Regions from separate parts of the Homo sapiens genome. Here regions 2 and 3 are each linked to region 1. The links are chromatin contacts, found by Hi-C or POLR2A ChIA-PET in ENCODE. All regions are on one chromosome and are shown on one strand. Each heading gives the region's core, a stretch centred on a gene start or an enhancer-like site at or near the end of the contact. The rest is flanking DNA. Distances are from core to core; before and after follow the strand shown.

Region 1 (3,704 bases), core at 1,107-3,606:
TGCCCAGGCTGGAGTGCAACGGTGCAATCTCAGCTCAATGCAAGCTCTGCCTCCTGGGTTCACGCCATTCTCCTGCCTCAGGCTCCCGAGTAGCTGGGACTACAGGCGCCCACCACCACACCCGGCTAATTTTGTGTATTTTTAGTAGAGACGGGGTTTCACTGTGTTAGCCAGGATGGTCTCGATCTCCTGACCTCATGATCTGCCTGCCTCGGCCTCCCAAAGTGCTGGGATTACAGGCGTGAGCCACCGTGCCCGGCCAATGTTATGTTTTATCAAGTAATATTATATTATTTTAAAAATACTTTATAATATAAAATTGGCTGACCACCCAAGTTTTCCAACACTGAAAGAGACTGACATTTCCAAGTTTCACAACATGAAAGTAAAAAGTTGGTCCTTTAAATTTTAATAAAATCTGACTCATGACAAATGAATTCACGCATGCGTACACAAGGTCACACACCATTCAAGCCCCACAGATATACCCAGGAAGGTCCATATGGTCAGGAAACCCCAGCCCTGCTCAGTGCCAGGCACGCTGTAAACATTCGATATTTGTGGAGTAAAAGAATAAACAGATGATCACTCAGCAAAGACTCCTGTTACTTCATACACATTTCATCAGCCACCAACCTGGTGGGCCAAATGCAAGCAATAAAATAAACCAGTTGTTACTACTGACTTGAAATAGCTTTTCATCCTGACCTAACACTTTAAGGGGCAATTTGAAGGGCTGTATAAGAAATGCCTATGAAATTTAGCATAGGTTCATTGCCTCTGCCCCAGGAAAAACCAAGACGCTCCTAAAACTGTTCAGAATACCTCATAGGTACTTTTTTATATTAATGTTTATTGCGACCAATGATAAATTTTAAAAATACATTAAGGCAAATTCTCAATGAAATAAGCAAAATTCTTAAAAGGTCCTATTGCCAGAATACACTAACATTAAAGTTGATAAAAAGAATCATGTTTTTTGTTTTTGAGACAGGGTCTTACTCTGTCATCCAGGCTGCAGTGCAATGGCATGATCATGGCTCACTACAGCCTCGAACTCCCTGGGCTCAGGTAATCCTCACACCTCCAAGGTAGCTAGGACTACAGGTACACCACAATGCCTGGCCAATTTTGTTTGTTTGTTTGTTTGTTTGTTTTCTCGAGACAGAGTCTTGCTCTGTCGCCCAGGCTGGAGTGCAGTGGCGCGATCTCAGCTCACTGCAACCTCCACCTCCCAGGTTCAAGCAATTCTCCTGTCTCAGCCTCCTGAGTAGCTGGGACTACAGGCACGTGCCACCACGCCCAGCTAATTTTTGTATTTTTAGTACAGATGGGGTTTCACTATGTTGGCCAGGCTGGTCTTGAACTCCAGACCTCGTGATCCATAGCCTCAGCCTCCCAAAGTGCTGGAATTATAGGCATGACCCAATTCTTTTTCTAATTTTTTTATTTTTGAGATGGGGCCTGGCCCTGTCGCCCAGGCTGGAGTGCAGTGACATAATCTCGGCTCACTGTAACCTCCATCTCCCAGACTCAAGCCATCCTCCCACCTCAGCCTCCCAAGTAGCTGGGTTTACACGTGTGTGCCACTACACCCGGCTAATTTTTGTATTTTTTTGTAGAGATGGGTTTTTGCCATGTTGCCCAGGCTGGTCTTGAACTCCTGTGCTCAAGTGATCTGCCCACCTCAGCCTCCCAAAGTGCTGACATTACAGACATGAGCCACTGTACCCCGCCTATCCCCCAATTCTTGATTCTCATAGGTTTGGGAGAAGAAAATCTTATTGTATATAGAAAGGAATATATTTTCCTCCCTCTTTCCCAAAAGTTACACTTTTTTTTTTCTTTTTCTTTTTGCTGCACTGCTTAGAATTTCCAGTACAAGGTTAAAGAGTAACGGGTTAAATTTTGCTATTATTATAGCAAAAATGTCATGTTTGTGATATTAATAAACATCAGCTAAGTTTTCATTGATACACCTGCTAGACTAACACTAAAAAGTAATTGCAAATTAGATATTTAAGGATCTATAAATATCTTTTATAAGTAGAATGTATTAACTAGAATAAATTTGTTAGGTATGCTCATTATGTCAATTTCATGTATAAATTTCTCTTCCTTTCTAGGTGATTGACATATCCTTTTGTCATAAAATCAAATTTCAAATGCCAAGACCTATTATTTCAATGTAGCAATAAAAGCTAGCAATCACTGAAGGGAAGCCAAGTTCCAAAAGTTTACTTGTAGCTGACAAAAAGAACAGACAGTTCTGAAGTGGAAAATGATGTCCCGAGAGAACACAGAGTACCAACGGAGTATCTGATTTCTCAGGGCCTTCCCAGGACAAGGGAGCTGCCACTGCCAAGTGCTCCCTAGCGGCCAACAAGCGAGCTCGCAGGTGATGGGACCTGCAGTGACACTGCCATGTGGATAATCAGGTGTCTTGTCTGTATTCTTTTATCACAAATTATTGTTCGTTACTTCAAGAAAGAAACAAGAAATAAAATAGGAAAAAAGCCAGAGACAAGTCTTTTTTTTTTGCCCTGCTCCTCAAAAACGAGAATGAGAATTTATTCTAACACATCATCTTTTCAGCAGACAGTAATAAATGAACCGTGATGGAAGGTTTGAGTAGTGAGAGGTCTAAAGGGCCAATATAAAATTGGAAAAGATAATTAAAATACTTAGAAAAACACTGCATAAAACCCAACGTGCAAGGCCAAATCCCACACCTCCGCAGGCAGATGCCAAAAGGTGCTGTCTGCAGGAGGGTTTTTGTTAACAGGTTAGAAAATAGGAGAGATGGAGCGAGAAACCGCTCTGCATTATAAATGGCAGGTTGTGACATCTTTAAAAGGGAGGCAGAGTGGAAAACAATCATGTATATAGCCTAGTCCGTTTGGAATTTCATTTTCAACTTAAGGAGACACATGTTAGCCATAGAGAAATGATGCATGATTTATATCCATTTGTTAAAAATATTCTGATTTCATTCCACAGACAGTTGTAACAAATAATCTATGACAATGAAAAGGAAAACAGAATGAAGAGCTGCTAGTCTTCCAGCGGCAGCCTAGGAGGACGAATCTGAGGTGCACTGAAACCAGGTATTACTGCATCGCGGTTTAGAGTGTGGGATCCAGAGTTAGACTGTGTATGGATATGGGCTGCACCAGGTACTGGGTAAGGTTAGGCTGGTCACTAACTTCTCTGAGTCTTAGAATGGAGACAACCATACTTCCTACCATCAGAGGGTTGATGAGAGTGATTGGAAAGTAAACTCCATGTGAAGTTCATAACAGTAAGTGCTCACTAAATGTCAGCTGCATTTGTGATGATTAGAATGATAATGACGCCACCCTAGGTGCATTGCATCTAACTTTTTTTTTTTTTTTTTTTTTTTTTTTTGAGACGGAGTCTTGCACTGTCACAAGGCTGGAGTGCAAAGGCGTGATCTCAGCTCACTGCAACCTCCGCCTCCCAGGTTCAAGCGATTCTCCTGCCTCAGGCTCCTAAGTAGCTGGGACTGCAGTCGCCCGCCACCATATCCAGCTAATTTTTTGTGTGTTTTTAGCAGTGACGGGGTTTCACTATGTTGGCCAGGCTGGTCTTGAACTCCTGACCTCGTGATCCGCCTGCCTCACCCTCCCAAAGTGCTGGGATTACAGGCATGAGCCACCGTGCCCGGCTGCATCTAACTGTTC
Region 2 (3,776 bases), core at 817-3,316, 290 kb before region 1:
CTGGAACTTTGTTCTAATATCATCTTTAGGATTCATGTCTTGGAAATGACACCATATCCATATTTGTTTACATATTTTTTATTACTGCTTAAGTAAATGTCCCCAAATTGTAAAAGAGCCTAGTATAATACTAAATTGTCACTATAGAGATAATGTTAGAACAAAGACTTCATATAACTTAAAGTGTTTTATAGAGATTACTATGAAATAACTAAAAACTCTCTTTAGCATTTAAGGAAGGGTCTTATCTATTTTCCACAGGGGACTTCAAGTGGACACCATCTATCCACTAATTTATTCATTTATTCAATAAAAAGTTATTAAGTTCCCCCTTTGTGTCTTGCATCACACTAAATGTGGAAAATACTGTTATCAAAAACTTGAATGCTGGTAGCACTATTCCTCTGTGTCTATAGATAAACACTATTTGCTGGAAAGAAAGAAAAAAATATGCAATCTTTGACTATCTTCCATAGTCATAAGAAAACACTCTTAATTATATTACATTTTTCCCTTTTAAAAAGCTTCATATAATAGTTTTTTGGGACAATAAATTTCATCATTACTTACATTTTTATTAACACAATAAATTATAATTGATATTTGAATTGTTATAATCACAAACAGAAATGAGAAATTCATTGTGTACAACCTGAAAATAATATCTAACCAAATGGGTTTGTAAAGAGTAATAAGTGTTTGAGATTAAAAATAAATGTTCAGATTGGGCTGAATAAAATTTAATCGAAATATATATGATTTAAAAAGAAAATGTAAGTTCCAGGGTGAAAAAAAGATGTCACTCCACATCTTTTCTTCTGGACCAAAAACAGGTGCTCCCTGGGAGTTTAACAATAGTTTTAAATTGCCCAGTGATTAATTCTGAGTACCATAGGAACTCACATTTCTATAGTCTTCCAGTGAGTTTACCATTAATTTATGTCACCACAGTTCAATTTAGGTTATACAGAATTAGATAATTTGTCATGAGACGGGACATTTGATGTCAACTTTTCAAATTCCCTTATTTTATAGGTGAGGAACGTGAAATCCAACTTTTTGCAGCTAGTATGAGGCAGAGCCAAGACCCAAGGCCAGGACTCTGGGTTTCCAATACAGTTCTGATCCTTTAAAATGTGTGCCCTCTTCAAAGGGTGAATACATTCAATGATATTCTTTGAAGAGACCACATGGCAATTCAGAATGAGAAGGAGCATTTCATGTTCCTCACTCCTTCCTAGAACCAGAAGAGATGAGGTGTGATTGACCAATACCAACGTGCCATCATGCAGGACCAACCCTTTCCAGGAAAACAGAGCACTTCATGTGCAGAATCCAAATACTCAGCAGAAACCAAGATCTACGCTTAGTGGTTGGTTGATGTTTAACACAGGTGTCATCTGCACACACACACATACACACGCTGAGTTGCTACGTAATGAAACTCTAGGTTTTCCCAGAGAGCCTTATTTGGAAAACACATAACTAGAAAAAAGATCTCCTGTGAATGCTGGGCAAGGCTTGGGGAACAGATCTTTTCCATGGTGTGTAGCTGTCTTCCCACCATCCTTGGCACTGATCACCATGCAACATAAGGCCCAACTAACATAAAAGGAAATGAAAATACCTAAGGCTTCAAAACATTTTGAGTTTGTACTAAGTTCCTAAACAAACAATACAAGTCTTCTGTGACTGACGCTCAACTAAGGGAGAAAATTCATTACCAGTAGCTTTATTAATATTTCCTCCTTAGTTTCAGAGAGACCATGCACTTTCCAAGTTCAAAAGGAAATAGGTTCTTTGGTTCATCTTTCTATCCATCTCCCCTCCCTCTCGCCAGCCTTCCAGCTTTCTCTCACACTCTTGCCTTCACTAAGGAGTGAACTCACCACACACTCCAGCCACAAGATAAAGACCATTTAAGAGTCACCCCCGATGACCATCATCCCCAACTTTCCATCCTCGTAGCCAGTCCAGTTCAAGTAGTTCCCAGGGAGAAGTCACTACAAGCCCCAGCCTCTACATGGCCATGCCATCTATCAAATGGGCTTTGCTCAAGGATCTGTAACTGTAAATGACTCCCAAAAAAGCCCCAGCAGATGCCATCTGGTTAAGTTTTCCTTCTTACGGAAAAACTAGTCAGGTGTTTTGATGAAGGCCATTCTCCAATCAAGCAATTCTTTATCAAAGAAGCCTAAGCCAGGGCAAAGTCCTTTTTCAGCAGCTGAAGAATTTCTGGTTTTACCTGCCAGTGAAACTCTAAGGGAATAAAACATGGAAAGATGGCTCCTTAGATAAGCAAACTCACTTTGTCCACAGAAAGGAGCTTTGGCTTCTCAGTAGAATTTCAAACCAACATCCCTTCTTTCTTCCTCCCTGTCCCTATTAGAATACAATTTACCATATACATTGGGAGGTCTGGCCAAATAAGCCCTTCATGCAGTTCCTGCAGCTGTAGTTGTGAGACACCCAGGGCACTGTTTAAGCAGCAGCTGTGTGGGCCTTACTGAAGAGATGGAGATGGAGCAGGCCTGGGTGAGGCTCAGAAATCTGCATTTTAACAGGTGTCCTAGATGATGCTGAGGCAGGTGTGTCTTACCTTAAGAGTCACTGTGAGAAATACCCTTGATAAAGTAACACTGAATTCCTGTCCTACAAATAAAGAGGAGGGAGACTTCTGCTTCTGGGCAAGACGGTGTGAGAGGGAGCTGATATACCCAACCCACCTGAAACAAAGAAAATCTATGCAACAACGATTTTCAAAACTCTGGGCATTAGGCAAGGAAGGACAGTGACTCCTAAGGGATGAGAAACCAATAAGGGAGTTATGTGATCACCCAGCTCGCTGCCTTGAGTGTTTCCTGGCCTGGGAGCAGGGGCAGCAACCCAGGTACCACCTGGCAACTCCCTGAGTTGAGGAGACATTGCTGAGGGTCCAAAAAGGAGATCCAAGGGGCCAGAGTTTGCAGGACCCAGTGCCAGAGAGTAGAGCACAGTACAGAGGGAGATAAAGGGAGAGGTCTGATGTGGGGGATTCCTGGAGTCTTCAGCTGAGGCTTTGCTGGCACAGGCGTGTGAGGAGCCCGGAGGCCAGGAAAGAGCCATCAGAAAGGACTAGAAGGAACAGTGTCTTTGGCCAAGAATGACACCTAGTCCCACCAACTAGACCGAAAAACTTCAAAATTCACAGACATGGGTAGAATACTCAGAAGGGTCTTGCCTCAGTAGCAGAGAATAATCAGTCCTAAACTAAATGCGGCTCTGGTCCTAACAAGTCTTAAAAGCAGACCTTAGGCCGGGCGTGGTGGCTCACGCCTATAATCCCAGCACTTTGGGAGGCCGAGGTGGGCAGATCATGAGATCAGGAGATCGAGACCATCTTGCCCAACACGGTGAAACCCCATCGCTACTAAAAGTACAAAAATTAGCCAGGCCTGGTGGCATGCGCCTGTAGTCCCAGCTACTCAGGAGGCTGAGGCAGGAGAATCACTTGAACCCAGGAGGCAGGGGCTGCAATGAGCCGAGATAGCGCCACTGCACTCCAGCCTGGGCAACAGAGCGAGATTCTGTCTCAAAAAAAAAAAAAAAAAAAAAAAAAAAAAAAAAGCAGACCTTAAAAGGATCAAACTGATTTTAAGTGATTCAACCGCCAACTGTAGGATACAAAGTGGTGAGTTTTGTTATGAACAAAATAACTCAGTCAAACTGGGATGTGAAGCAGTTCACTTATTTTACTTTTATGTGTATCTTTTAAATTATCATGTACCTTTGTTCCC
Region 3 (4,006 bases), core at 183-2,682, 400 kb after region 1:
TTAATTTAATTTAATTATTTTTATTTTGTTTCGAGCTGGAGCCTCGCTCTGTCACCCAGGCTGGAGTACAGTGGCGCTATCTTGGCTCACTGCAACCTCTGTCTTCTGGGTTCAGGCGATTCTCCTGCCTCAGCCTCCTGAGTAGCTGCGATTACTGGCATGCACCACCAGACCTGGCTGATTTTTGTATTTTTAGTAGAGACGGAGTTTCACCAAGTTGGCTAGGCTGGTTTCAAACGCCTGACCTCAGGGGATCCACCCACCTCAGCCTCCAAAAGTGCCAGGATTACAGGCGTGAGCCACCACGCCCGGCCTAAATTTTAAATTTTATTTAATTTTAATTTAAATCTAAATTGCTTTATGTGGTTATTAGGAGCTACCACGGGAGATAGCACAGAGGCTCCAAACCATGATGATTTCACTCTCCTTTGCCAGGTATTGCCTCAGACATCACTGTGTGGCCCAGTCCTGACCTGTAGGCTCTGAGAAAGGCATGAGGTCTGGGAAGGAGTTTTCTCCCTGCTAAAGGAGAGAGATGCCCAAGAGAGGCCTGTGTCATTCTTATCCCTTGCCTTGTCCCCTCCAGCACTTTCCTTCCTGTCCTGCATACTGTCGTGTGGTGTGAAAGCCTGCTGCTTTGGGAACGATCTTGTGACAATGAGGGGATGATAAAAATAAATAAAGATGACAAGAACTAACACTCATAGTGCTTAATACATGCCAGTCTCTCCTTAAGCAGTTTATAGATATTAACTAATTTAATTCTAACAGCAACTCTGGAAGGACAACTACTGTTCTCTCCAATTGACAGAGGAGGGAGCCGAGGCTCAGCGAAGTTCAGTAATTTGTGGGAAGTTTCACAGACAAGAAGCACCAAAGCTGGGATTTGAACTCAGGGAGACCCATGGCAGAGGCTGTACTCCTCACTGTTGTGACATACTGCCTTTCTAGAACCAGAATTCCAGAGAAGCTGTGTAACCCTGGAGCCATAAATCCCTAGACTTCCTGCTGCATGAGATAAACACACATGGTTATGTTTGAAGTCACTATCAGCTGGATCTCCTGTGAGTTGCAGCCTCAGACATCCTGAGTGATACCAGTGTCTTTGAATGTGTCTCCTTCAACCTGGGTACCCGACTACAGGAGTCCACTGAATCATTCCTCTATCAGGGGCTGATTCACTGCAGACGTGGGTTAGGAAACCATCCCAACGTCAAAGAGAAACAATCCATCTAAGGCAGGGGAACGCTGACGTGGTAACACCCAGTGCTGACACCCACAGGAGGATCCCATCTAGGCCCCACCCCAGAGCTCACAGCAAAGCTCAGCCCATTAGCATCTGCCCGTTATCTCTGATTCTGAAAAATAAAGTCTGTCCAAAAGCATTGTGAGAATGAGAAGTTCAAAGTCACAGGGAAGCTTGAAAGCCATCTCTAGAAGCCTGTGGCACATACCTGTAATGTTTCAGCCCTCATTATTCATTATGTTCTCATTGCGTAGTCAGCGTCTGGGTTTCCCCAGTGCCCCAAATTCTCTCTTTGGTGACTAAGAATTTAGGATGACTCGCCATTGGATTTCACCAAGTAGGGTGTTCATCTTTCCAGGCTTATGAAAATTTGGAAACATATAAATGCTTAATCCTTTCAATCAGATGCAAACATGGGTTCAATGGAATAACGCTGAGGACCACCTGTCCAAGGTGGTGTGACACACTTTATATTGGGGACACAGCAGGCTCTCATTAGAGGGCAGTTGCAGGAATTGCCCATAACCGTCCTTCTTCCTTCCTTGCGCCAGGGTGGCCCTTTCTTTCTCCCAGCTTCCCACTGCCCTTCTCCCTCCCCGACCCTGGCGTTCTCTTCTTACCACATCCCAGGATTAAGTAGGGCCTAGGCTGCAATGGCACGATGAATGGGGTCATCTAAGAGGAAGGAAGAACAAATCTACATGGCAGAGGGTCCCAGGGCCCACCTCTCACCACAGTCTTCATTTGCCCCTTCACTCACTCAACAAAGAAATATTGAGCACCTACTGTGTACAGCACTGGAGAGAGAAGTAGAAAAACTATTTTTTTTTTAGATGGAGTCTCACTCTGTCACCCAGGTTGGAGTGCAGTGGCACGACCTCGACTCACTGCAACCTCCACCTCCCAGGCTTGAGCAATCCTCCCACTTCAGCTTCCCGAGTAGCTGGGACCTCAGGCACACACCACCATGCTGGGCTAATTTTTTGTATTTTGGGTAGAGACGGTTTCACCATGTTGTCCAGGCTGGCCTTGAACTCCTGAACTCAGGAGATTCACTCACCTTGGCCTCCCAAAGTGCTGGGATTACAGGTGTGAGCCACCACGCCAGGCTGAAAAACTCTTCCTGGAAGAAAATGCAAACTGTTTGAGTATCACTCTGGGGTTTTATTTCTTAATCTTATTTCAGTATTTGCTATATTCAAAGAGCCAGCATTATCTTTAGATCAAAGCTAGGAGACAAATAAGTTAGGCATCATTGTCCCATTTTTCATGGGAGAACATGAAGACTGATGTCAAGCAACTTTTTCATGGGATGTGAGTAACGGGTAGACTCAAGCCTCAAACTCACATCTTCTGACTCATTTATTTTCCGCTGACATGTCTCACCCCAGAGGCTGGCCTGGGCAGGACCAACCACTGCAGGTGTTCACACTGCTCTGAAGTGGATTCTCCAAAGTTCTTTTCACCCAAGCCCCCTCATTGTGGGGAGAGGAGGGGTTCACTGCCAGCCCCCTGCATGATCCCGCTGGTTAGTCTTTGAAGTAAAAAGCCTTGAGATCAAAGGAAATATTTTGTTGAACTCAGCTATTCGTCCTTGATCTGCTAAAAACCTTAATTTAATTAGCAATATAAACTTTGTAAAGACTTCACTTTCTCAACTTGGTTCAACTTATACCTTTCTTTTATTTGGAAGTGAATAAGGAAAAAATAAGGAAGAAACAAGAAAGAAAAAGTATCTAAAATATCTCACATAAGACATGGACTATGCAATACTTCTGTCTCATGAGTATTTTTCAGTGGTATTGACCTAAATGTTTATACTGATCCTCCAATGAGTAATAAGTTATAGTGGGAAATATTTTGGACAGAATTGTCTAGTTGTGCTCCAAAAAGGCAAACTTCCCAGATTCCTTGATGTTTGAAATCATAGCATTTTAAGAAGGAGGGTACTAGCATTATGACATATTTCTTAAGTCAGATGCTTTATATATGTTTAAAGAATTCAATTCTTACAGGAATCTGTGACATAGGTATTCTTTATCGTTTTCAAAAGAAAGCAAGCAACAGTCTCATGGTTGCACTGTTTAGAAGCATGGAGCAAAGATTTCAATCCACACTGGCAGACGCCAAGCCCTACTCTGTGTTAATAGTTCACTGTGCTTGTAGAGCTGCCTTTATTTATTATTATTATTATTTTTTAAGATGGGATCTTGCTATGTTGCCCAGGCTGGTCTTGAACTCCTTGGCTCAAGCCATTCTCCCATCTCAACTTCCTGAGTAGCTGAGACTACAGGTGAGTGCCACTGCACCCGGCTGGAGCTGCCTTTAGAACTTCAAAAATCATCTGGCCTACTTTTTTCCCTTATGTCAGGGCAGAAGAAAATGAGGCCCCAGAACTTAAAGTACCTGTCCATTCCTGATGGAACAGAGAACAAACTCAGGCCACTAAGTCTCCAGACAGTGGTCTTTTCCCGTGCACTTTTGTAGATGGTCAAGGAAGAGAAGGTTTGTCCTAGGTGGATGCAGACTACTTCCAGGGTCCTTGAAAAAACTCATATTAGGTTGGTGCAAAGTAATTACCTTATGTAATTACTAATGTGGGTGTGTGTGTGTGTGTGTGTGAGAAAGCTGTGCATCCGCCTGTGTGTCTGCATTCATTTCAGACAAACATCTGCCCTAAGCATTTGTTTTAAGGAGGATTCCACGTGGAAGTCGGGAAGCCGCTGGCCAAGATTTCAGGCCCTGATCAATGTCATGCCA

What was found. Hi-C counts contacts between places; a loop is a spot of excess contacts on that map. ChIA-PET counts read pairs that join two places held with the same protein, here RNA polymerase II (POLR2A). Pooled maps may share reads with other maps.
Region 2: a loop to region 1 is called in a map of CD4-positive, alpha-beta T cell, with 22 times the contacts of the local background. The contact joins two enhancer-like sites. A Hi-C loop is called at or near these places in 13 of 168 maps with a recorded cell type or tissue (A673, CD4-positive, alpha-beta T cell, Right ventricle myocardium superior and 10 more), 1 of 37 single-sample maps with no recorded cell type and 26 of 50 pooled maps. POLR2A ChIA-PET finds 5 or more read pairs at or near these places in 1 of 52 experiments (activated CD4-positive, alpha-beta T cell).
Region 3: POLR2A ChIA-PET joins it to region 1 with 12 read pairs in A549. The contact joins two enhancer-like sites. A Hi-C loop is called at or near these places in 18 of 168 maps with a recorded cell type or tissue (GM13976, GM23248, HL-60/S4 and 11 more) and 7 of 50 pooled maps. POLR2A ChIA-PET finds 5 or more read pairs at or near these places in 5 of 52 experiments (A549, A673, AG04450 and 2 more).

Annotation. Positions count from the first base shown.
Region 1 is chr5:16,774,460-16,778,163 of GRCh38, forward strand. The region is part of intron 9 of MYO10 (myosin X); the gene reads right to left. Among named protein-coding and RNA genes, the nearest start is that of RETREG1, 160 kb to the left of the region's middle. Within about 2 kb of position 2,357, at least 3 of the 41 ENCODE cell types and tissues checked have a DNase peak (open chromatin) inside an H3K27ac peak, as active enhancers do.
Region 2 is chr5:16,485,510-16,489,285 of GRCh38, forward strand. All of the region lies in intron 3 of RETREG1 (reticulophagy regulator 1), which reads right to left. Among named protein-coding and RNA genes, the nearest start is that of ZNF622, 22 kb to the left of the region's middle. Within about 2 kb of position 2,067, at least 3 of the 41 ENCODE cell types and tissues checked have a DNase peak (open chromatin) inside an H3K27ac peak, as active enhancers do.
Region 3 is chr5:17,180,064-17,184,069 of GRCh38, forward strand. The region is part of intron 1 of BASP1-AS1 (BASP1 antisense RNA 1); the gene reads right to left. Among named protein-coding and RNA genes, the nearest start is that of MIR10522, 26 kb to the left of the region's middle. Within about 2 kb of position 1,433, at least 4 of the 41 ENCODE cell types and tissues checked have a DNase peak (open chromatin) inside an H3K27ac peak, as active enhancers do.